Linked DNA regions of Homo sapiens: region 1 is linked to region 2. Evidence: chromatin loops called from intact Hi-C (ENCODE). Cell type or tissue: GM12878. All regions are shown on one strand. Links, peaks and the distances in the headings refer to the core of each region. The heading gives the core; the rest is flanking DNA.

The links. A loop is a pair of places that touch in the nucleus more often than their neighbours do. Peaks named below come from ENCODE experiments on the same cell type or tissue, not always from the same donor. Only the 100,000 strongest peaks of a DNase experiment are listed, where the experiment ranks them.
Region 1: it touches region 2 in a loop (6-fold over the local background); 7 of 110 quality-filtered maps call a loop at or near these places.

What each region holds. Positions count from the first base shown.
Region 1 is chrX:120,783,634-120,796,496 of GRCh38, forward strand. No RefSeq gene overlaps it. Among named protein-coding and RNA genes, the nearest start is that of CT47B1, 86 kb to the right of the region's middle. In GM12878, for the core only: a CTCF peak has its summit at 6,585 (motif pointing right); a DNase peak (open chromatin) is centred at 6,648.
Region 2 is chrX:121,303,521-121,316,383 of GRCh38, forward strand. No RefSeq gene overlaps it. Among named protein-coding and RNA genes, the nearest start is that of MIR3672, 61 kb to the right of the region's middle. In GM12878, for the core only: a CTCF peak has its summit at 5,182 (motif pointing right); DNase peaks (open chromatin) are centred at 4,121 and 4,931; H3K27ac peaks cover 295 bases.

The DNA of each region.
Region 1 (12,863 bases), core at 1,859-9,858, 520 kb before region 2:
CATTGACCTCTGGGGGCTCTGATCCATTCACATAGGTTGCCCATGCCCATATACAGATGCTGGGCAATAATATTTAGAAGAGTGATCAAATATGAGGCACCAGTTGCCTTCCAATGATCTGTTGCAGCTGAAATTAAATACTCCTTTCTTATTATCTCTACAAGACTTGGTTAACTCCTATTTACAGATGGAATTTTATAGCCAGCATATTTTATAGAGCACTTACCCTAATGACAATAACAGAAACACCTTATAACTGTGTCAGCTTGACTGTTTATAAAAACACTTTCATATGCATCTCATTTGATTCTATGGCACTTCATCTATGCCCTATGAAATGAATACATTTCTACCTCATATTATAGCTATTTATACATGAGGCTGTATGGTCTAGTGGAAAAATCATACTCTGGCTTCGGACAAACCTGAATTTGAATCCCAGGTCCACCACTTCCTAGATGTGTGACTTGAACAAATCTGTGATCCTCATTAAACTTTTGTTTTCTGCATTTGTAAGGTGGGCTTAATCATGCACATCTTATAGGGTTTCTGTGAGGTAAGAGATAACATGTAAAGTGCAGGGCAACTACTATGTATTCAACTAATACTTTCTTAAAAATATTATCATTAGTTTGTATGATGTTAGCTAGCAAAATCTGTGACTATTCATTTTATCTCCAACAGACCCAGAATTGTGCCTTTTATCTTTAGAAAGAAGCTTAATACATACTTCTTGAATAGACAAACCTGAGGTAGGCACAGGAGTTATTATCCCAGTAGATGGAGGTTAAATGGCCTGCCCAGGGATCACATGGCTGATAAATGATAGAACTGGAATTTGGATTCTGATTGTTTGCTGTCTAGTCCAGTGCATCTTCCTGCAGTCTTTTAGATTGGTTTGCAAAACTGACATGCTGGAAATAAAGTCTCTTGTAGAAGACAGCCTAGTAAGCGACAAGTCTAGGTTTTCCACTAGGATTCAGATATCTTTGGATGTGCTGTAAAGAGACACCTCATCCTACTTCCTCATGGGCTATAAGGAGTGTCTTAGAAAGAGAGCCACAGGCCGGGGGTGGTGGCTCACGCCTGTAATCCCAGCACTTTGGGAGGCCGAGGTGGGTGGATCACGGGGTCAGGAGGTGGAGACTATCCTGGCCAACATGGTGAAACCCCGTCTCCACTAAAAATACAAAAATTAGCTGGGGGTGGTGGCGCGTGCCTGTAGTCTCAGCTACTCGGGAGCCTGATGCAGGAGAATCGCTTGAACCAGGGAGGCGGAGGTTGCAGTGAGCCAAGATCCTGCCACTGCACTCCATCCTGGCAACAGCGAGACTCCATCTTAAAAAAGAAAGAAAGAAAGAAAGAAAGAAAGAAAGAAAGGGAGTCACATACCCTAATAGACATGCTATTGGACATGCTCAGTCCAATAAAATGGGCTTAGTTGTTGGAGAGTTGGGGTAAATCTGAGCATAGTCTATTGCCCACCATTAAGATTTACCCATCGATCTAGTTTCCCAGGAATTTATGTCTAAATCTTAGGTAAAGAGGTGTTGAAAGTAAAAATAAAACACAAACAGAAAAAAACAGTAGTTTCTCTAAAGATCTCTGTGGGATATTGGAAGAAAGATAAGGCAGCACCGCTTTTATGCCTACCTAATTGAGAGTTAGCTCAGAACATAGCCAACTGTGGCACATGGGGTTTCTAGGGAGCAGAACTCAGCTTTGGCACTTGGAAGGCGTTAGCACATCAGTGATGCCAGGGGCAGCACAGAGCTGCAGATGCTACCCAGTCTCTAGTAATTGGCACAGCAGTAGCACCTTGTGCCATATTGTTTAAAGAGCAGTACAAGGCAGCATCAGTGGCTTGATGTGGCCTTGGAGACTTTGGGAACTAAGCAGTATCCTTGGTACAAACATTAATGCTGTCATCTTTCATGGTAGGCACTGGTAGCAGCGATGAGGTGCCTGTGGTTTGGTATAGGTAGCAAAGGTCTAGGAAGTCCGTAAAGTGGAGAAGGCTTCTTTATGGGTAGACTTGAGACAACCCATGGGGGTTATGAGAAATAAGTGGAGAACCTAGAGATACTGTAATGATAGATTTGGGGGAAAACCAGAGAAAATGCTGTTTATGATCATTAATATCCCACTTTTACCTGTAGCTTCATATGGTTTGGGGAATTATTGATTATGATTATGATAGTAACCTGACATGAGTGGCCAGATTGATCACAGTATAGATAGCCTGGGGCCCTTCCAGCTCCTGTTCTTCAGTATGAGAGGTTTCTAATTGTCACACGTGGAATTCTGCCTTCTTCCTCATACCTGCCTCCTGCTCCAACACGCTACGAGTTCAATATTCGGTGCTATCAAGCAGCATTCCTGGAAGCACAGAGATTTGAAAGAAAGGTTTCTGAATGTCATGCCAAATCTCCATCTGACTGGAGTAACTCAAGCAAATAGTCCAAAACTTCCAGAATAAATTGGATAAAGGTGGTAAGCACTTTCGAGCTTCCAAGAAGTGGGGCGGGGATGGAGGAAGCTGCCCAATATTAACAATATGCACAGAGACAGAGGCATTTGTATTACAGTGGGTGGTATGCTGTGTTTCCCTCTTACTAAGTGTTGCCCATGCAAAGGCTGAGATGGTGGCATGATGCCTTTGCTGTCAGTGATACCAATTGCATTTGTGTACTCTAAGAGAAATAAAATAAGCTTCTTTCCCTCATGATGATATAATTGTCTTTCTTGTCCTTCGAGATTAGCCAAAGATGTAGTAAAGGCATTAGATATGTGTTAAGAATGACACCACCACAACCACCACCATTACCAGCAACAACAAGAGTAAACACTTACATAGCACTTATTCCGTTTTTGGCACTGTTCTAAGATACACACACGCATGCATATACATGCACATACTTTTTTTCTCCATTATTCCATCTGTCTTCTCACAATGACTTACAGATTGGGCAAAAGAGTGGTCCTCCTCAGGCCAAATTAGGTTTTTCTAAAGTGTGTTTTTAAGATCTTTTGTTCTGGAGAGCTTAACAGGTGTTACAAAACAGGATTCCCTGATCAAGTAAGTTTGGGAGACATTGGGTTATAAAATATAAGCACATTTCTCTACTGCAGGACTTCCAAATGGGCTAATGTATATGGAGATTTTTTCTGATAGAGGAAAATCATAGATGAAATCTGCAGAATTTCTCAAAAAGAGGCAGTAAACCGTGGTGTTATGAGTGGGGGCCTCTGATAGCAGACTTTCTGGGTTTAGAACCCAGCTAGGATATTTCGCTTGCTCCTTATAGGACCTTGGAAAAGTCTGTTTTATCTTTTTGTGCTCCAGGTGTCCTTATCTGTCAAATGGGGATAATGGTAATATTTACATCAGAGTGGTTTTAATATATTCAAACTGCTTAAAAGAGTACTTGGCTTTTAGGAAATGCTCGATAAATACAAGCTGTTTTTTTTTTTGTTTTTTGAGACGGAGTCTCTGTCACCCAGTCTGGAGTGCAGTGGCGCAAGCTCAGCTCACTGCAACCTCTGCTTCCCAGGTTCAAGTGATTCTCCTGCCTCAGACTACAGAGTAGCTGGGGTTACAGGCAAGCGCCACTACGCCCGGCTAATTTTTTTGTATTTTTAGTAGAGACAGGGTTTCGCCATGTTGGCCAGGCTGGTCTCGAACTCCTAACCTCAGGTGATCCACCCACTTCGGCCTCCCAAAGTGCTGGGATTACAGGTGTGAGCCACCGTGCCCAGCCTTTACAGGCTAATTTAATTTTAATTTGATTTGACTCTGTAACCCTTTTCTTGCAAGCATCTCAGGGGATTAAAGTCTTACAGTGCACGTGTGTGGTGCACACACACACACATACACACTTTGGAAAATGCCAAGTTGGGTCCTTCTGGTAAAAAGACTATAGAAGAATGGCACTGGGGAAGAAAGAAAATAAAGGAGATCAGATGACGCCTGGGTTGAAAGACTACAACTCTGCAGTCCAAGTCTCAAAAGTTATTTTCTTATTCCGTCTCTAGATACTTTAAAAATTTTTATGGAGATAATTACCTGCTGCCCTCAAATTGGTTATGTTTACTTTTCTGGAGGAGGGAAAATGGACTAAATGAGGTTTTCGAAACCCAATTCTCCAATGACTTAAATGGCTTTGATTTCCGCATTTGAAAAATGGATCTACTGTTACTGATCTGCATGTGGAATTTTCCTACGAAAAAGGTATGATACTCAAACATCTATGATTAACCTAGGCCCACAATCAAATGGAATTACCATCTCGTGCTCCAGTTTTATCATAAGATGGCAAATGGCAAGATATCAAGCAATATCCTGACTGGACTCTTTGTGGGCTGAAGGTTCTATATCCCCAACTACCCTTTAGAGATAGGCGGTATCATGTAGCGCGTGAGTCCCACAACTGTCATGTACATCAGAATCACCTGTGTGTCTTGTAAAAGTAAAGTTAAAACAACCAAACTTCAGAGTTTTTGTTTCAGTAGGTCTGTTGGGGGCAGGTTGTGGGGAGAGAGGGCTGAGAATTTTGTTCCCAGGTGATGCTAATGGTGCTGGTCCAGGAACTGCACTTTGAAAACCGCTGATATATGTTCCCCTTCCTGTGTCCATGTGTTCTCATTGTTCAATTCCCACCTATGAGTGAGAACATGGCACATGTATACATATGTAACAAACCTACACGTTGTGCACACGTACCCTAAAACTTAAAGTATAATAATAATAATAATAATAATAATAATAATAAAAGAAAACCACTGATATAGAGGTTAAGTGAGGGGGCACTGAAATTGGACAGACCTGGGTTTAAACTCTAGCACCATCACTTAGAAGCTGTGAAATCCTGGTTAAATTATTTAATCTCTGTGACTTAATTTACATATCTATAAAGTGGAGATAATAGTAACAACCTGGTAGGGTTGTTGTGAGGACTAATGAGTTCATATATGTGAAGCCCTTCAAATAGTGCCTGCTGTAAATTAGCCTCAGTTGTTACTATTGTTGTTATTGTTATTGTTATTAAAAGAAAGGTCTTGTAGGGAAGAGAAGTCAAGTCAGGGCTCTGAGTTGGGACAGGATCCCTAGGAGTGGGAAAAAAAGCATTGATATGACAACCCACATTATTCCCTTTTAAAAGGGACATTAATGGTAGAAGTTGATACATTGGTTTTCTAGACATGAAGATGCTTCAGGACAGGGCTATTTAAACCCCGAGAGTTGATTTGTGTTACTCAGCTGTCTAGTTTGCTGGTCTTTCTTAACTCCCTACCACCTCAACCCCACAACATTCTTAAGCTCCTCCTTTCCTTAGCAAAGTGGCAACAGGACAAGTTTAGCAGTGGCCCTCTAAGGCAGATGCTCCATGCCCTCTTCAGAAATCTCCTGGCAATATTTTCATTCCAGGGAATATTTATGAAGTACTCACTTGTGTTTCAACCTCCATGGTTTGATTTTTGTTTTAGAAACCCAGCTAATTCTTCCGGGGGAAAAAAAGGTCCCAGTTTAAAATTCTGATGCCTTTGGTAAGTTGTCCACAGAAGAGAGAAATTTCGTTAATGATCTACCCACCTTGCTCTCAGGTATGCCTCCCATGTTTCAAGGTTCCCTATGTACCTTTAATTTTGATAATAATTAGGAAGCTTGTAAGCATTATCAGGAAGCAACTGTGTGCCCTGGTTGGGGGAGGGTGAATACATCTGGGCATTAAGTAACTGGCCCTCAATCTCTCTGAATGACATTTCAGTGCATTTTTTAAGGATCAATTTTCATACTTCATTGTGGTGGCTGATTCTGGTATGCTGGACAGAAAGGTTTATGATGCCCAATGGGTTAATCAGCTTTGACCAAATCTTTCTTGAAGTACTAAAATGGAGTGTAGCTCTCATCCACAGCAGCTTTCTCCCTCTGCTCATTAGTTCATGTCGGGACTTTAATAGTACAAAGCAAAAGAAAGAGGGTGTGTGTTTGCGTGTCCCCATTTGCCTTTTCCCTCTATACTCACCAGCTGAGAGTAATTTATTTGTTTCCACAAGGGGAAATGTGGAGATAAATGCCTCAATGATTAAAGTCCTGGCCTATAAGTTGGAAAACCTTGGTTCTAGAACTAGCATCACCTGTGACTTTCTTTATGACCTTGGATTTATTAGCTAGATTTTTCTGGGCCTTTGTGTCCTTTCTGTAAAATAGGATGGTCTTGATCATCCCATTTCACAGGGTTGTTGAATACCTAATGAGATAATATACCTGGTCATGCTTTGGAAACTCATTAGTGTTTTATGGATATAAGAAATGATTATTATACTCAACAAATTCTGATTAGATATTCTGCGTTTTTTCTCATGCCCTATTTAATAACAATCTTATAACTTAAAGAATCAAAATATAAATTAAATAACTCTGTATATTTTACAGAGGTAAAACTTAAATTACGGGTTAAGAATTTTCAAAGGGCCAAAGAAGAAAAAGCCTCCAATAAAAAGCACAAGGGAATTTATTTTTGTCTAGTTGACTGGTCTTTCAGAAATAAAAAAGAAGCCATTTCAGAACTGACCAGTAGATGTCAGTGTTTGACAAGCACATAGCTGTTTGCTGAGGCTCCCGTATTAGCATCTGGCTCCATTTCAGCTAGCAAGTTTCTCTGCAAAGGAGAGGGAGTTTGTGTAACTGAAGCAAAGATTTTGCTTTCTCACTTCTCGCCCTGTCTTGCGGAAAACAGCATGATGCTTTGGGTAAGTCGTCGTTATCTTCACTTTCAGTGATTCCCTTTATAGATCTGCAGTCTGCTGAGAAGTTTAAAACACAAAATTAAACATGTGCTTAGCTCCCTGAAGGCCACATACTTGTTTTTCTTCACAAAGGTGCTTTTCCTTTTCCAGACCCACCTTCCCTTCATCCTACCCTTTGTGTAATATTAATCAAATATAGCCAGGAAATACTGCTGTTTGGGGACCAGGTTCCAAAGCTCTTGAAACAAGGATTTTATTTTTTGCTGCAGAGTGACACTTGCTCTGATTTCAGATGAAATTGCCATTTTCTAAAAATGGCAGCTACTTGGTGTGTCATTTTTCAAAAGAAAATGTGATCACATTGTAGCTGCGCTAAGCAGCCTCTTTCAGTCCTCTTTCGTTTTACACTTTTACTGGAAGGCTTTGAAAGAGGCAATGCAATTAGGTTCCAGTTGTCTCTGTTGAACTCAGAGATGCTCACCTTTTCCTGGGGAAGATGAATTCTTGTTATGTTGGTTTCTTATCGCATCCTGGATTAGGGAGGAAATGTGCAGCGAATTCAGACTAGGGATGGTGATAAAATCAACTGAGCTCTTTGAAAAGGCCACCCGCCTTGGGTTTCTGGAATTCAGACTTGTGGGGCTTTTACTCTTGAACAATTTTTAAGGATTGGGTAGTCAGGTTTTCTTTTCTTTTTCTTTCTTTCCTTCTTTCTTTTTCTTCTTCTTCTTTTTTTTTTTTTTTTTTTTTTTGGTGCCTGTGTTGCCCTTTATAAGCAGCCAGCTCAGATGCATTTAGAGACCATTTTTGTGGAATGATTTGGAACTGCAATCTCCCCTCCTTGGTTTGCTCTCATCCTTTTTGCATTTCTATTGGCCAAATGGAATGAAATAGTTCAATGTCATAAAGTCAGAGGTGGCTTTAGGCTTTGGGCACACTTTCTGAAGACCAATGGAGGTGGTCTGGGTGTGACAACGCCTACCAGTGTGGAGTAGTGCCCTGCTGCAGCATTCTTAGTGGCTGCTGGCCAAGAACTGGCCTTGTCCTGGGAAATGAGTCATCAGACATAAGCAGCTTGTTCTTGGAGGCAGAGCTGGCATTGGTTTCAAGGTCCTCTTGCATTTGGTGCACATCTGCTACTGCTTCACTGTGTCTCAACCTCCCTGGGTCCCCTCTCAGCAGTGTTCATAGTCTTGGAGGAAGAAACGTTCCCCCATTTCCCAGAAGGCTGATTTTCCATCACCTTGCCACTTCCCAACTCATTCCAGAGAACTTATCCCTCCTCAACTCCTGAAGGACCCTTTTTTTTTTTTTTTTTTTTTTGAGATGGAGTCTCACTCTGTCACCCAGGCTGCTGGAGTGCAGTGGCATGATCTTGGCTCACTGCACCCTCCACCTACGAGGTTCAAGCGATTCTCCTGCCTCAGCCTCCTGAATAGCTGAGATTACAGTTGCGCGCCACCACACTGGCTAATTTTTGTATTTTTAGTAGAGAACGGGTTTCACCATGTTGGTCAGGCTGGTCTCGAACTCCTGACCTCATGATCCACCCACCTCAGCCTCCCAAAGTGCTGGGATTACAGTCATGAGCCACCATGCACAGCCAAGGACCTTGTTTCCATACATAAAGAGGTTGAAGGTCTGGACCTTTTAGTCTGACACCTTCAACCTCTTCCTTACCTTGATGCTTCCCCTCTGCTTTCCTGCAAGTGAGGTAGTTAAGAGCAATAGTTTTGGAGGCCAACATACCATAGCCACTTGCTACCTGTCTGACATTAGGCAAGATCCTTTATTTCTCTGAGCCTCAGTTTCTTTGTTATTATTTTTTGTTTTATTTTAAATGAACAAATAACAATTGTATATATTGTATATTTATAGGACACAATGTGATATTTTTATACATGTTAATATTGTGAAATGATTAAATCATGCCTATTAACAAATCAGTCACCTCATATACTTTTTTTGTGGTGAAAACATTTCAAACCTATTCTTTTAGAAATTTTGAAGTATACGATGTGTTATTATTTATTATAGTCACCATTTGGTACAATTGATTACTAGCAATACCTACCTTGCTGTGTTTTGTGATTAGTAAATGAAGTACTATATGTAAGGCAACTAGCACTTTGTAGGAGCAAAGTAATCTATAGCTGCTGCTGTTAATTTTGTTGTTATTACTATTCTACTTGTTGCCGGCCTGCTCTCATCTCACTCTCCTCCCTTTAACTGTTCAATATTTTGAATGACTAGGTTATCCTTATATTCATTTACATTTACCATTTACTCACTATCCATTCCCTCTTGTTTTGGCAATTATATTTTAAATTCCAAAGGTTCTTCTTGTTCTCTGTTTTTTTGCTTGTAATATCTTGTCCATATTTTATTTCATTTTTTTTTTGAGGCAGAGTTTCGCTTTTGTTGTCCTGGCTGGAGTGCAATGGTGAGATCTTGGCTCACTGCAACCTCCACCTCCCAGGTTCAAGCAATTCTTCTGCCTCAGCCTCCTGAGTAGTTGGGATTACAGACACCTGCCACCACGCCCAGCTAATTTTTTGTATTTTTAGTAGAGATGGGGTTTCACTATGTTGGCCAGGCTGGTCTCGAACTCCGGACCTCAGGCCATCCACCCGCCTTGGCCTCTCAAAGTGCTGGGATTACAGGCGTGAGCCACTGTGCCCAGCCTATCTTGTCAATATTTCATAGATGCAAAGATCATTTCAAACTAGTCTGAAGAAAATAATTAGAATTTAAAAAAATCTCCATTGTTCCTAGAATTATTTTTATTCTAGGGTCTTTTTATGTTTTCTGCTTGTTTCTGTTTGCTCAATTATCCTCTCTTCTCTGATTATTGACATTTTATCTACTTTTTCTAGGTCCAGTTCAAATGACATATCCACTATGATGTCATCCTTAATCCCCATAGTTGGAAGCAAATACTCCCTTCTCTTCTTCACTTCTATAACCCCTGGTTTGCACTTTTTTTTTTATTACATAGCACCATATATTGTATAGTTAAATGTTTGTTTTTGTGTTTCAGTTTGACATTCTCCTTGGAATATAAATTCCTGAGGTCCAGGACTGTGCTATACATGCCAACCACTCTGTGTGTGTTCAGTACTGGGCTCCCTGCCTTTGTAGGGACACAGAAGGATCTTGCTGGCCATCAATACAGTGTGAGAATCATGAAACTTAAGTAAGAATGTCCAGTAGATCAAAGATTGAAGTAGTAGAGAACACAGTGGATCTTTTCTATAAATCTTTGCAAGTTGGCCTTGGGTTGAGACGAGTAAAGTGGAGACTTGCCTGAAGTGAGAGCTGGACATGACTTTTTGTGATTCTATAGAGACAATGGCTGTGGGCCCTGTGAGACTGCATTGCTGGGATACCCTGTCCCCCTGTAGCAAATGGCCAATAGCTTCAAAGTAGATGTGTGTCAGCATGGAGCTAAGTTTGGTTTCAGTAGTGGGTTTGGACTGTGTCAGGATTTCTTCAGGGGGGATTAACTCATGTCTGAATATTTTAGCCCAAACTTCTCAGCAGGAAATTCCTTCACAGTAAACATCATGTTACAAATGAAAAGGTTGTCTCTCTTTTTGTCCAAAGCCTGTCAATCTCACACATATAATACAAGGTCAAGGCGAAGGCTTGACTGATCTGACCAGTAAAGATACAATGAACCACTTTTAGATTTAGACAGTTTATTATTTACATAGACAGCTGAAAGCAGAATAAGCCTTAAAGTGCCAGATCCCTGTGATCCTTGTCCCATACGCTACAAAGGATGACATGGAAAGAAAAGAGGCTGGATGACTGCATTGCACACTGTGGGATACCCCATTGCTGAGGAGCCTATTCCAGGGTGCCTCCAAGCAGTTTTATGTTCTGTAGCTTTGTATTCACCATAATACGTAATAATATAAATTTATATTTATAACTTTTATTTGTATTTTATATTTATATAAAATTTATATTTTATAAATTTAAATGTACATTTATGTATTATACATAAAAGCAGTTTTATGTTCTAAGGGGGGCATAGCAGAAAACCCCATACCTCATCAGAATCAGGCAGGTGATGAGAAACGATCTCATTGCAGCCCCTCCAGGAGAGGGAGGGAAGTGAGTGAGAGACTTCCTCGTAGCAGCTCCTTATAGGCTTCTAGTCCTCTAATGTTCCAGAAATAGCACAATGCGTTCCACCAAGACTCAGTCTGTGGTTCAGCCTTTGCCTGCATGCTCTATGTGGATGTGTGGTAAGGTCATCAGGATTCCATGGCAGAGCCAGTTTCCTACAATGCCATTCCTTCTTTGATACCTAGTCACGTGTTGACTGATAGTAACTTTGGTTTCTACATGCTGAAGACTTCTGACAACCTCCCCCTCACACCCCTGCTTCTCTAGAGTCAGAGCTTACCTATTTCCAACAAAACTATTTATAGAATTTGCCCTTATTCTTATTGTTCACCCTGTTCCTTATCCTTCCTAATCAAGTTTGGCTGATTCACTTCCTTGCTTTCTCATACAGGGTTCTTTCATCACAAGAAACATCTAAGAAACTTCCTGATCAGGACAGGAATTGGCTTCTAAATCTGGGTCTCTATGAGCCTAGCACTTCTAGTTTTTTTCTTTTTCTCACTTTGTCCTATTTGGTTTCTGCAGGTCTTCAGGATTCTGTATGTGTGTGTGTGTGTGTGTGTGTGTGTGTATGTGTGTGTGTGTGTGTATGTGTGTGTATATATATGTATATATACATATATATACACACACATACACACACACACACACATATATACACACACACACACACACACACATATATATATATGTCTTGACCAGAGGCCTTTCCCTACCCTTTGTTAGGGAATCCTTAGTGTACCTTAGAGTATCTTAGAGTACCAGATGGATTTGGGCTGTGAAGACTGAAAGCCTACAGCTTTTCACCTTCTTGCCTTGACCTTGAGTTCACATGTGCCTCTTGATCCCTGGCAACCTCCTTGCCTAGGTACTAACCTATTGCCTAGTCTAAGCCCTTACTTTAACATATTGCTGGCTCTCTGGATCCTGGCTTTCTGCCCTGGATCTTCCTGCCTATGTCCTTAGTACTAGGAGATTTCATAAAACCACATATTGAAAGAATGTCATATGTGGCCAATTTCAGTGAGGCCAAAACCAGCGCTGTGATAAAACACCACACCACTATGGTTGCATTATTGGGTCAGTACCAGTACTATGAGGTAGGATTTTCTCTTTCCGTGAGCTACTATGATGTAGTATTTCCTCTTTCTGTTAGATACTGCAGTTGGGGCTGTTGAAAGTAAGTAGAATTTACTCTAGCTCTGCTCCCTTGGAAGTCATACCCAGGCAGACAGTACTTAGAACAGGGGAGCTTGGTATGAAGAATCACCAGGGTGCTTGCTCCTTCTACTATGAATGAATGGGTTAGTGGTGAGTCTTGCTGGGAATGGCCCTCTTGAGCAATATTTTAAAAAATATAATAATGCGGCATTCAGTTATGGTTGGGGTGGAGTGTAGGGACTCAGTCATTCATCTATCCAGTCATTTATTCAACAAATATGTATGGTTTCTTACGGATTAGGCACTTTTCTAGACTCATCTGTGAATGAAATAGATACAATTCTTGCCCTCATGAAATTCTAGTTGGTGGTATGGAGGGGCAAAAACATTAAACAAGTAAGAGACAAATATGATGAGATGAAACCAGGTGCTGACAAGGGTTATAAAGAAAATACATTGTCAATGTGCTAGAGCAGACATGCGTTAGATAAGAAAGGCCTGTCTGAGACAGGAGTGTGTAATTTATGTGAAGATCAGGAGGAATAGCTTTCTAGGCAAAAGGAGCAGCTACTACTGAGGCAATGAGTAGGGACTTAGCATTCTAGGCTGAGGGAATACAAGTAAAGCCATGGAGGCTCAGATAATCTTTGCTAAGGGGTGTAGTGGTAGGTTTTGGATGGGGAGGAGGTGGCACTGTGAGGACTTCTTAATTAGACTTTTTTAAATGAACTGTCCCCCAAACACATAAGGACTCAATAGCTTTCAGGCCCCTTGACCAAAAGAAGACATTGTCTGAAATGGAGGTTTTTATAGCC
Region 2 (12,863 bases), core at 1,711-9,710:
AACTTTTCATTTTTTAGACTCTCTGGTGCTCAATATCTAGGATAAACCCCTTTAGATAAATGTTGTGTTCAAGATTAATAGTTTAATGTATAATAATTTTGTTCCAATTCGTTTTTTACTAATCCATGGTTTAAAATCCCAATTAAGGTTTGCATCCTCCAGAAAGCCTTTGTTGGTGACTGTATACCAAAGTTTTGTCTCTTCCGAACTATTAGCAGTTATCTGGCACTTAGTTACATATTACAGTTTGACAATTATTGTCTCCAGTTTCTATGTTACTCTCATATTGTGATTTAAATGTTTATAAATACATACATTGGTCTAGCTTACCCCTCTCCTTTAGGACAAAGTTAATATACCTTATCGTCTCCCCTGCAACACTTAGCATCATTCTTTGTAGAACTCCAGTAGATGCTTTTTGAATAAATGTATGTTTATAATTACCTTTTAAATTATAAGTAATCTGTAAATTATTCCAGCAGATAACCATATCTTTTTAAAAGACCATTCCAACCTTAGCTTGGAAATTCCCTTTTGTGATTAATTTGAATCCTTTATAATGCACTCTAGTGTAACTATTCTTAAAGATAAGTACTGTTTATTTTCTCTCCCCACTTCTTAAAAACTTCTTACACTTTTCTTCTACCTTATTTCACAATTGTGGTTGTTCTTCAAGGCTCTGTTTTCCTTTCTCTGTGCTCCTCCTGGTAAATTTATTGTTTTGGCAAGTTTATCTACTCTCCATCTTCAACTCCTTGTAGTTGCTTCTCAAATCTACTTTTCCATTCCTGTCCTAAGGACCTTAATACACTATTTTCAAATATTGGTCAGAATATCATCACTTGAGTATATTTAAATCTCCTCAAACTCAATGTTTTACAAAAAATAATAATCTCTTATACCACCCAGACCACCCACTCTTTGCATTCTTTTCTTCATTTTTGCTGTTTGTGTGTACTGCTGTTATCCATGGCTCCTATGCCCTGGAATCTTCTTTCTGACTTCTTTCTTCTTTACCCTTCATGTTCTATCTGTCCCCAAATTGTGTTGAATCTTTCCTTTGAATATTTTTGAGAGTCAATTTCTCCTTTCTGTGACCTCGGCAAATGGGCTAGTCTAGGAGATTATCTAGGCCTAAATTGTATGTATGTATGTATGTATGTATGTATGTATGTATGTATGTATGTACGTATGTATGTACTGAGACAGAGTCTTGCTCTGTCGCCCAGGCTGGGGTGCAGTGGCACAATCTCGGCTCACTGCAACCTCTGCCTCCAGGTTCGAGAGATTCTCATGCCTCAGCCTACTGAGTAGCTGGAATTACAGGTGTGTGCCACCACACCTGGATAATTTTTGTATTTTTAGTAGAGACAGTGTTTTGCGGTATTGGCCAGGCTGGTCTCGAGTTTCTGACTTCAAGTAATCTGCTTACCTTGGCCTCCCAAAGTACTGGAATTACAGGCATGAGCCACCATGCTTGACCAAGGCCTAAATTTTAGATTACTATTACCATAGCTTTCTAATTGCTTCCCTTGATATTATTGTTGGTAATGATGATAATAATATGATTATTAGCATAAAAGCTGCTATTTATGAACTCTTGTGTGCTAGGCATTGTACTAATGTACTTTTTGAAGATTAGTTTGATTCTCATAATGACTCAGTGAGGTATATATTAATATTACCATTTTAGAGATTAAAAACCAGTAACATACAGAATATACATAACTTGTCCATGGCTTCATAGCTAATAAATGGAAAAAGCTGGGATTTTAACTTTGAAGCCCATGTGCAATAACAATACCCTGCATTTTCCTGTTAGACTAATGCATTCTTTTCATTGTGTCACTCACCTGTTCCAGAGCATGTGAAGACTCCCATTGCCTGCATCAAGGATGAATTCCTTCATCTGATACCAAGACCTGCCATGATATTGTGCCACCATCTCTCCCCAACCTTATTTCTCATGACTCTCAATACCTACTCATTGTTCCATTCAAGCTGACTTGATCATTGTTTCCCCCTCTATTCCCAATGTTTACTCCTGCTTAATGATTTTGTCTAAATCTGAGATACCTTTTCCTCACCTCTTCAAATTCTGCGTATACTTTAAGGTCCAGTTCAGATCCCACTTCTCCATGAAGTCTTCACAAAATAGTCCAAAATGCAATGAGCTCTTGTTTATTATCTTAACTTCTCTGCCACATTAGTTTGTGTACTATACCACTTACCACTCTATGATGTACTCTTGTAACACTCTCTAGTATGAGATGATCCAAGGAAACATTTTAATTTTAGTAAAAGTTACCTTTGATAATGTTTCTTTCATCTTGTCTCCTTACCGTAATTCTCCTGCCTCCTAGGCATCAAGTAAATCTTCATGCTGTCTCCAGATTGCTAAGCCCTCACCCCTACCCAACTGCTGGTATACCCTGCCCAGACTCTTCTCAGGTTTTTCCAAGTAGAAGTGAATTGTTATTCACCCACTTCGTAATGCCCTTTATCCAGACTCAGCTAGGGAACCTATGTAAAAGTATATGTGATTGCTTGTACACCTTTCTGAGAGGCTAGATTTGAGCAGCAATTGTTTGTAAAGCCATATGTGCTTTGGTCTTTGAAATTTCAGAAAGTTGAGAGTGTGGAGTATAGCAGAGGGAAGTAAAGGATATGAAAGAGTGGGAAGGAAAATATATTGGGGCAGGTAAACCTTCCTGGCATCCATTAAAACATATCATGTAAGTCAGTCACTTCCAGTTCTGCCAAAGTATGAAGTTGGATCTCGCTGTAGTGTTTTCAGTTTTTTTCTCTGTAGCAGCAGTTCCCTGCCTCTAACCTGCAGCTACAAAGTATTGCCCTTGGTGCTTTCTGAAAAAAAGAAAAACAAAGTTTGGAAACTAAATAATTTCTCAAAAAAAATATATATATACCATTTTCAGATTCAGGTGCAGGTTTTATTTAAATACAAATATATTTAAGAGCATGACTGAATTCATAGCAACTTTTGGTCGTTGCCAATTTTCATACTCAGTGAACACCACCAGTATAATGCTATCATGGGCAGATCCACAGAATGTTGTCCTTTAGAAAGGATCTACAGGCCGTGTGTGGTGGCTCACACCTGTAATCCCAGCACTTTGGGAGGCTGAGGCGGGTGGATCACATGAGGTCAGGAGTTTGAGACCAGCCTGGCCAACATGAGGAAACCCCATTTCTACTAAAAATACAAAAATTAGTTAGGCATGGTGGTGCACAACTATAATCCCAGCTACTTGGGAGGCTGAGACAGGACTGCTTGAACCTGGGAGGCAGAGGCTTCAATGAGCCGAGATCACACTACTGTGCTCCATCCTGGGTGACAGAGCAAGACTCTGTCTCAAAATAAAATAAAATAATAAAATAAAAAGGATCTACAGTTTGAACTGTATCAGAAAATCCTTGAGGGCAAAGATTATGTCTTTCACTTTGTTCACATTCCCCAGCACATTCAACAACAGTAGTTTGATGGGTCTTTGGAGCTCTTGAATGAATGATAGAAAGAAGAAGTTGGATAAGGATTTTTTTTTTCTGTTATCAGTCCTTTCATTTTTCAAATAAGAGGATCAGATTAGGTGGTGTCCAAGTTCCTTTGTAGCTCTGGCATCCTAGGTTGATATGTACTTGACTATAATTGCAATGCTTAACTGTTTACTTTGTACTAGGGAAAGTTTGGGAGAAGGTAGTTCTTAGTACAGTTCTTAGCATCCGTGTGAACTTGGTTTATCCATTCTCAAAAGTGCTATGAATCATAGAAAATTGCTGGAAGGTTTCAGACACTTTCTGAATTTTCACTATACAACATCATTGTTTGGAGTGACAAGTTTTGCCACCTCAACAATGTGGTAAGCCATGGATTCACTTGGCAATTAGTGAGTTTTTGATTATCCATCTCTGTGGAAAATGGCCCAAACCCCTCTCTTGAACACAGATTCTTAAGAGTTGGAGGTAATACTGTGTCTATGCTCATGGAAACCAGTTAGAGGAAGGGTAGACAAATATGACTTCTGACAAGTTTGGTTTGGTTTTGCCTAGCCACATTTACACCACTTACAAGCCTAGCAAAATTGATCAGGTTTCAAGTAAGCTACCGCTCTCTGCCTAATTTTGGTACAGAAAAAGAACAACTTGCTCATCTGACCACAGACAGCAGCTCTGGCCAAGTAGCTTCTTTCTTTCTCTCTCTCTCTCTTCTTTCATAATAACCAGTTACTTCCGGTTTACAATCCAGATTCTGTCTCTCATTATCGATATGATCTTGGGCAAGTGCTTTTACTGTTTTGAGCCTCAGTTTTCTCTTCTGTAAAACTAGTCATATTGTTTAGTGGTTTAGGAATAGTGGCATATTAAAATGCCTACAGAAGTATCAGGTTTATAACATGCATTTAGTAAATGGAGATGCCACTGTTATTCCCTCCTTTTTTTCTTTTCTCCTTTCCTTTTTTCTCTTCTTGTTCCCTGTCTCTGTCGTGAGAAGAGAAATTATCTTTACCAATTTTCATGGAAAAGACTTAAGTGGCTAATGGAAGTATCAGCCTCTCAGCCTGCAACTCTTTCCCCATGTAATTTGTGATTTCAGGTTTGAAACTAGGGCACTAATTGTGGGTGCTTGGTGGCAAGTAACAGTTGGGGAAGAAATTAGTACAATGCCCATTGCTGCTTTTCAGTTGTTTTAGTGCAGGGCATCTGAACTAAGAGTTGTGTCTCATGTAGGTTGTTCCTGCAAAGTTATCTCTGAATCTTCTAGATTTACAAATCATTTGGTACCCAGCTGTTATGCTGAGTGATTCATGGTTATGGGTGCCTTGTTTCAAATGCTTGTCAGCAGTTTCTTCCCTGTGGTTGCCTTGTGATTCAGTTGTTTTCAGTATGTGTGCATCTCTTCACATTCATTTGGACTCTGCCTCCCCCAACTTCTGTCATGGAACAAATGAGTCAGTGTCTAATCGTGCTGGCTTGCCATCCAGTTACTTCAAGTTTCCTATGGTAGGTGGGCACCAGAGAAGATGGTGCTGCTGGCTCACAGAGGGGGCTGACTGTCCTGCTGCCAAACTGCTCTGAGAAGGGGGAAAAGAATGGCCACATTTCTCAGAATGAATATCAGGAAGCATTCAGTATACAGGAGGCCAAGAGAATGCACATTCTTGTTCAGTAGGTGGCAGTGTGGTCTGGCTTGAAGCAGCACAGCACATTCAGGCGTGTATTTTGCAGTGCTTTATCCCGATGTCTTTGACAGCTCCAATTTGAGATTTTATTCTGAGTATTTTAGCACCTTTTGTCAAGTGCTCTTAAAAAAAAAAAACTTCATTTTGTTAGAAACTTCTCTCTTGGTAGTGGGCGGCATGTTTGTGGCAAGTACTGTGATTTGAAGCTTTTGGGAGCTAGGTGGCTAATTACTGTTAGTTGGACATCTTGCCAGGTAGGCTGTACTTCTGTTTCCTAGCTGTGGTAAGAGGAGTTCTTTTCTAATGAATATGGTGGTTATTTCACTGACTTTATCAGTGGGGAATACTTCTTCAGCCTGTAGATCTTAATAGTTTCTCTGCTGAGGAGGGAGGCTCCTGCGAACCAGTGTGTCAACTCTGTTGGAGTTCATTCAACCTTCAGGGAATAGTACATTTGATATGGCTGAGCTTGGACTATAATAGCGCAGTGTCCTCTGAAAAGCTGAATATAGGGCAAATCCCAAACTCTATCTCTGTACCTTGCCTCCCACTGCAAAGCCCTTTTCCAGAATGGCTTATTTCTCAACACATGTAGAAATCCTTGAAAAGCTTTGCATTTCAGTAAGAAGCCTACTCTCCAGCATGAGGCCTGGGCAGGAGGAAGAAATTATGCCTAACTAGGCCACAGGCAGTGTAATCCGTGAAGATTTGCTTCCAAGCAACTGACTAGGGCAAGCGGACTACCTTAAGCAGCATTGATCTATTGGTTTTTCAAATGTGTTAGTTAGCAACTTATTGGCCAGCAATTCTGAGGACTAATTAAGTAGGTTTCAATATAGAGTTGAATGTGATTACACATTGTATACCTGTGTCAAAATGTCTCATATACCTCATAAATATATACACACACTATATACCCATAAAAATTAAGAAGAAAAAGTATAGAGTTGGAGTAGAAAAATCAAATCCAAATCATGTTTATAAACTCAAGCAAACTACCACTTTATATACATGTGCCTGAGTTTAGATATTTATAATGAAATTTGTGGTTTAAACTCAAAAAGTAAGAATGGGCTGGGCACCGTGGCGCATGCCTGTAATCCCAACTATTGGGAAGGCTGAGGTGGGAGGATCACTTGAGGCCAAGAGCTTGAGATCAGCCTGGGCAAAATAGCAAGACCCCATCTCTAAAGAAAAAATAAAAAAGGTAAGGATGATGGCTTGAACCTAAAAAGTCAACTTGATAACCTTTAGTGAGTCAGCAAGTCTTTTTGTTCTGCTTTTTATCTGTACAAGGGTAACAAAAACACAAAATTGTCTTATCTGTTCATTGTCAATAAAAAAATTACTACTATAATCAAGAAGTTTACAATTTCTTGGGATAACCCCATTCTCCTGCTGGACCATAATAATTCTTAGTGTATCTTTCTTATTTTTAGTTAAGATTTGACACCTTATAACTTCTGCTCCTAGAATCACACAGAATATTAGAATAATATCTCTTCCACATGATTAGCATTTGTACATCTCAAGACAGCACTGAAGTAATGCATTCATCTTTTTTTTGCTATTAATTCATTCATCCAGTTATTCAACAAATATTTATTGAGAACCTACTATATGTTAGGCATTAGGGTAGAAATTAAGGGTATATGGGTGATTAAAAGACACATAATCCATGAGTTCATGGATCTTGTGTCTAACTGAGTCTTTTTTTTTTTTTTCCAGGCTAAATATCTCTAGTTTCTTGAACTTTTCCACACATTGCATGGTTTGGAGTCCCCTCACAGCCTTGGTCACCTTTTCTGGACATGTTATCAATTTCTCTCTAGGAGTGTGAGTCCCAAATCACCCAAAGGAGCGATCTAACAAATGGTTAAGAGCTTTCTGGGTTCAAATAGCAGCTCTGTCTTTTACTATGTTATATTGAGCAAGGTATTTAACTTTTTTGGGCCTCCATTTTCTCATTCTTAAAATGAAAATAATAATGATATTCTCTGGGCTGTTGTGAGGATTAAACAATATAATGCACATAAAAAGCACTTCATTCAGGACTTGGCACCTAATGCTTAAAAAGGAACAAGACATCATTTTATTCATATTTGCTAAACAGCTTAAGATGGCATTATCATTTTTGGCAAATACATTCTGCTGTTATTGCCTCCAGAGGTTGCAATCACTTTAAACCTCCAAGTCATTTTCTATCTTTCAGGGAAATTACTTCTATCTTCCAGAGCTGTGCTCAGATGTCAAGCCTCTATCAACCTCTTTAAGACACGTTTTGACCAACTCTGTCTGTTTGACTGGCTTGTGTGTCATCTTCCTGAGAGATGGATGTAATTTCAGTGCCAGGATTGATGTCCTTGACTTGACTTTTTTTTATCTCTGGGTTTGCTAAGAATATGGAAATGTGCTTGTGGCCTCCCTCAGCTTTAGGATCTTTTCTGTAGAAGTACGGATTATAAATATAACACCTCAAGCAATAGGGGGAAAATGTTGCCCATTCTCTTTGTGCCTTGTTTTATTTATATTTAGGAAGCTTTTGATTAATATGCCTTTACAAGATGATTGTTGAATAAAATTAATCCCATTTCATAATATGATCATTTAATGATGGCCTGGCTGTTTTTGCCTGCTCCATCATTTTGTTTTAGGACTTTGTCTGGATTTCTATTACTGATTTCATTTTTTGGATGTAAACACAAATACATATAATTTACCCCTTCCCTCACTGCTCTCCAGGGATCTTTGACAATAATTCAGAGGGTGGGGAATCATGAGTGGGAATGAGGGTAGGGAGAGTAGAGATCAGAGCTGTGACTTGTATGCATTATGGAGATTAATATAACCCTGAGGACAGGGCTTTTTGTCAGTGTTTCTGGGCCAGAGTTAAATCAGGAACATAGGAAAATAGACCCGAGGGTGTACTAAGGATCTGAATTCTTTTCTCTTCCATTCTACTTGGTCCCTGAGAAAATCCCCAGCTACCCATGTGGCTCATATGCCGTTTAGCTCACTTTGATGTCTAAAATCACCATCATTAGAGTCATTCTTCTCTGGATAACATATTATCGGTATCCATGATCACTTACTGATTACTGTTGTTCATCAGCAGAGTTGGGGTTTCTGGTGTTAGGAAGGTCAGGAAAGACGAAAAATGTCCATGCCAAGTGGAGAAATGAGAAAGCAGTCAGAAGGCACTGGTGTGAGATAAAGCAGTACAGAAAAAGCAGCAAGTGGAAGACAGAAAAGAGATCCATAAACAAAACTGATTTAATTGCTTAGGGCCTGTCCGCTCTTAGACCTGGGCAAGAAGTGCTATTACCCTGGGCTTTATGCTTTTCTAAAAGGCCTCACTCTGGCCCTCCTTTAGCCACACTCTTCTCTATAGGGAGGGGACTTTGTGCTGCCAGTGTGTGCATCCCTAGGCCTGAGGAATACCATGCACAGGGGAGTATAGTCTAGGGTTGCCAGATGAACTATATGACACCCTGGAATTTTATTTATAGAATATGGCAACCTTAGTATAGTCAGAACTTGGATGTGTAGGCTGGAATGTCCACATGCATATGTGTGGGGCTACTCACTGTGTGGGATGGAGCCTAGGATGGAAAGAGAAGGGAGCAAGTCAGAGATCTGGAGTTACCTGTCTCTACACTGATATATTTTGGTTCAGAACTCTGGGGAATCTGAGAATTAAAAATTTGAACCTGGCATGCGAAGTTGTTTTGAAGTATATTTTTCAAGGTAGGAAGATAGAACATATTTTATTTAACTATTCCTAAATTTTGATACATATTTTTAAAATATGTAGACATCTGGTATGTGGGCCTCCGTTTATACCCTTGTCCCAGGCTCTGCAAATGCTAGTCGAGAGCCTTTAATAATGGCAACACATTGCCAGATGAGGGTACTGTGCCATGTATTTTAGAACCATAACTTTATTTAATCCTCATTATAACTCTGTGAGTTTGGCACTGTTAGTCTCTCCATTTAACAGATAAGGAAACTGAGGTTCAACAAATTGCAATGACTTTTCCAAGGTCAAAGAGTAAATGACAGAACTGAGATTGAAACTCAATCCTTGGACTGTGCGCATATAATAAGCTTTAAATCAACATCACTTGAGTCAGAATCCTGCCTCTGCTACTTGCTAACCCTTTGAATCTTGTGCGAGTTATTAATCTCTCAGTGCCTCAGTTTCTTGAACTGCAAAATGTAGATGTGTGTATGATAATAACAGTACCTACCATATATGATTACTGGGAGGATATAAAAAGATCTTGCATATTAGGCCAGGTGCGGTGGTTCCAGCCTGTAATCCCAGCACTTTGGGAGGCCGAGACGGGTGATCGCTTGAGGTCAGGAGTTCAAGACCAGCCTGGCCAACATGGCGAAACCCCGTCTCTACTAAAAATACAAAAATTAGCCAGTTGTAGTGGTGTGTGCCTGTAATCCCAGCTACCTGGGAGGCTGAGCCAGGAGAATCACTTGAACCCAGGAGGCGGAAGTTGCAGTGAGCTGAGATTGTGCCATTGCACTCCAGCCTGGGTGACAGAGCCAGACTCCGTCTAAAAAAAAAAAAAATCTTACATATTAAAGTGCTCAGTACAATGCCTGGAAAATCAAAGAGCTGAAAAATATTAGCAATTATTATTAGTAGTAGTGTTAGTAATAGTTGCAGCAGCTGCTTTAAATTGAGATATAAGTATGGTATGAGCATAGTATTATATTACTTACTTATTGTTGCATAACTAATTACCCCAAAACTTAGTGGCTTAAAACAACACACATTTATTTTCTCACTGTCTTTCTGTGGATCAAGAATCCAGGCACAGCATATCTGAATCCTTTAGCTCAGAGTTTCTAACAGGCTGTAATGAAGTCTCTACTGGGGAAAGATCTGCTTGCAATATCATGCCTGTGGCTGTTAGCAGGTCACTATTCCTTGCTGACTACTGGTTGGAGGTGTCTCAGTTCCTTGGCACACGGGCCTCTAAAGGGCAGCTCACAAGATGGCGGCTGACTTCCCTCAGACAGAGCCAATGAGAGAATGCTAACAACAATGGAAATCCCAGTCTTTTGTAACCTAATGATGACAGTGAAATACGATAATTTTTGTCATATTCTGTTCATTGGAAGCAAGTTGCTATAGGAGGGGATTGTAAAAAGGCATGGTTAGTAGGAAGCAGAGATCACTGGGATTTGTCTTTGAAAGCTGCCTGGCACAGGTAGATGGCATTATATCAGGGCTGTGTGAGGTTCCATGGGACAAACATGATGCATCTTCTCTGGGAGGCAGCTTCACTATGCAGCAAATGCAACTTTAATTCAAAATGTAGCTGCATCATGTAATAGAAACAAAATTCACGAATACTAAAAATAAACAAAAACATGAGATTATAAAAATGCCTTATATTTGTGGCTGCTGTTTTGGCTGCATTGCCTCCTTAACTTATGCCGACTTTACTTCAGTGATTCTCAGCTGAAAGGAAAAAAAAGATTCATTTTGAAAAGGTTTGTTGTGTATTCTCTCTGTTCCCCAGCAATCCTTTGTTTCTGTTTCTTTTAGAAGCTGAGATGGTCATCTTTGTTGCCTCACCTCTCTGTAAGATTTAGGGGAGGATGGGGAAATATCGTTCCCAGTGCAGTGGTCTTCAATTTTGGCTGTATGTTATAATCACCTTGGAAATTTTTGAAAAGTACTGAGATCAGAGCCTCTCCTCCAGAGATTATTTGTTCTCAACAAATAATATCTAACAAAAACTAATAGCACATGTTAACCATCTGTTTATTAGAATGATGGAGGAATTGATTTGTTTGGTGCACTTGGTGCCTTTCACCACCGAAAATAATGATAGTTAATATTTTGCATACGTATGACATAACAAGCTGTTCTAGGGGCTTTATGTGCAATACTGCTTAATCTTCACAAAAATTGTATTATCCCCATTCTACGGACAAGGAACTTGAAACCATGTTAAGTAACCTGTCCAAGGTTATAAAGCCCAAAAGAAGTAGATAATTGTAGTGAATACTTATATGATGCTTATATGGTGCTCAGTGTGTTATATTCACTTTTCCAAGCAGGATTTATAGAATTATTTAGTCTTCACAACAGCCCCATGGGAGTACTACTACTATTGCCACTAGGCAGATGTGGAAACTAAGGAACAGAGAGATTAAGTGACTTGTCTAAGATCACACAGCTAAAATGTAACAGAGCCAGTATTCAAGCTCAGGCTATCTGGCTTCAGAATATACCCCCCTAACCATACTGCATATTGCTTCTTGTGAAGTAGTCACACCCAAGTAACATGAATCGAGAGTCTAGATCCTCTGCTCTTAACTGTCATGCTATTCTGCCTGAGAACACTGAAAGCTAATATTTATTGAGTTGTTATGATGTGATGAACATGAAGGCCTTCATTTTAATTACCTTATTTAATCTTTATAATAGCTGTACAATATCAGTACTTGATACAGTCATAAGTAAGGCCTTGGAACCATGTCTGGTAGGTTTCATCTCCGCCTGCCCCAAATCATCTGCCTCCAGAAACTGAGTTTCTGACCCAGCCTCCGTTCGTTAACTATGAGACCTTGGGCAATTAACCTAGCCCCACTTCAGTTTTTTAACATTTAACATGGGAACAATAGCAACACCTTCTTTGGTTACTTCAAAATCCTACTGTGGTATTTAATCAGATTATGAATGTGAAATTACTTTACTAAATACAAAGTGCTAAACAATGTGAGGTGTGTTTGTTATGACTCCTCTCACATTCTCTGCTCTAAACAGGAACATAACTGCCATGAAGATATTCTAAGAGCAGGCATATCAAAAGCTTGAGATTTCCCCTTAGGCCATCTATGGGGGATAGCTCCTGGGAGTCTGGAGGTATATAGGGAGAAGCTAGCAATTGGCAAGGCCTTGGGAAACTTGGTACCTAAACTCTCAGGTGGGGAGAGACTAACCTGCATATTGGTTGGACAGATTAAAGTTGCAACAAGAGAAGAGATGTCAGTCTCAGTAGCTATGGAGCATAGAAACCAAACCAAAAACAAGCCACAGGTAATGATGGGATCTGTCAAGGTGGGAGAACTGAAGGAGAAAATATTGTCTAGCCCCAAGTGAGGAAATGCAAGCAAGTTGAGTTACAAATGATGTTGAGTTAGACTTTCAGAGCCACAGTGGGAAATTCAGGCAAACAGACAGGGCCTGGAGGTCTATAAGAAGAGTTATTCTAATATTTTGCATGAGAATTAAGGAAGAGGTGCTTTCTAAGACATGAAGCTAGGGATCCTGGTCACAGCTTCCAAATCTTAAGAGCATCTTGTCCTGGACATGCTAGGGAATGGGTCTGAATCTGAAAATGCCATAGTAGTTCTTACCTATGGATCTTCATGCATTCTAGTGTTCCATTGTCTGAGATGTCCTCTAGTCCTTACTCTGTCAGTATAAATTGACCATACTCCAAAATGTAGCCTAAATTCTCAGTACAGTTTGCTAATTTCCTGGATAAATTCTTCGATACTAGGAGCTGTGGTTGGGTCACCCCCTGTGGAGTACCCTTCAAATAAACCTATATTGTCTTAGAGATTGTTTGGCTGCAAATAACAGAATCTCACCCACAGATGAGATTACATAAGATAGGAAAATACATT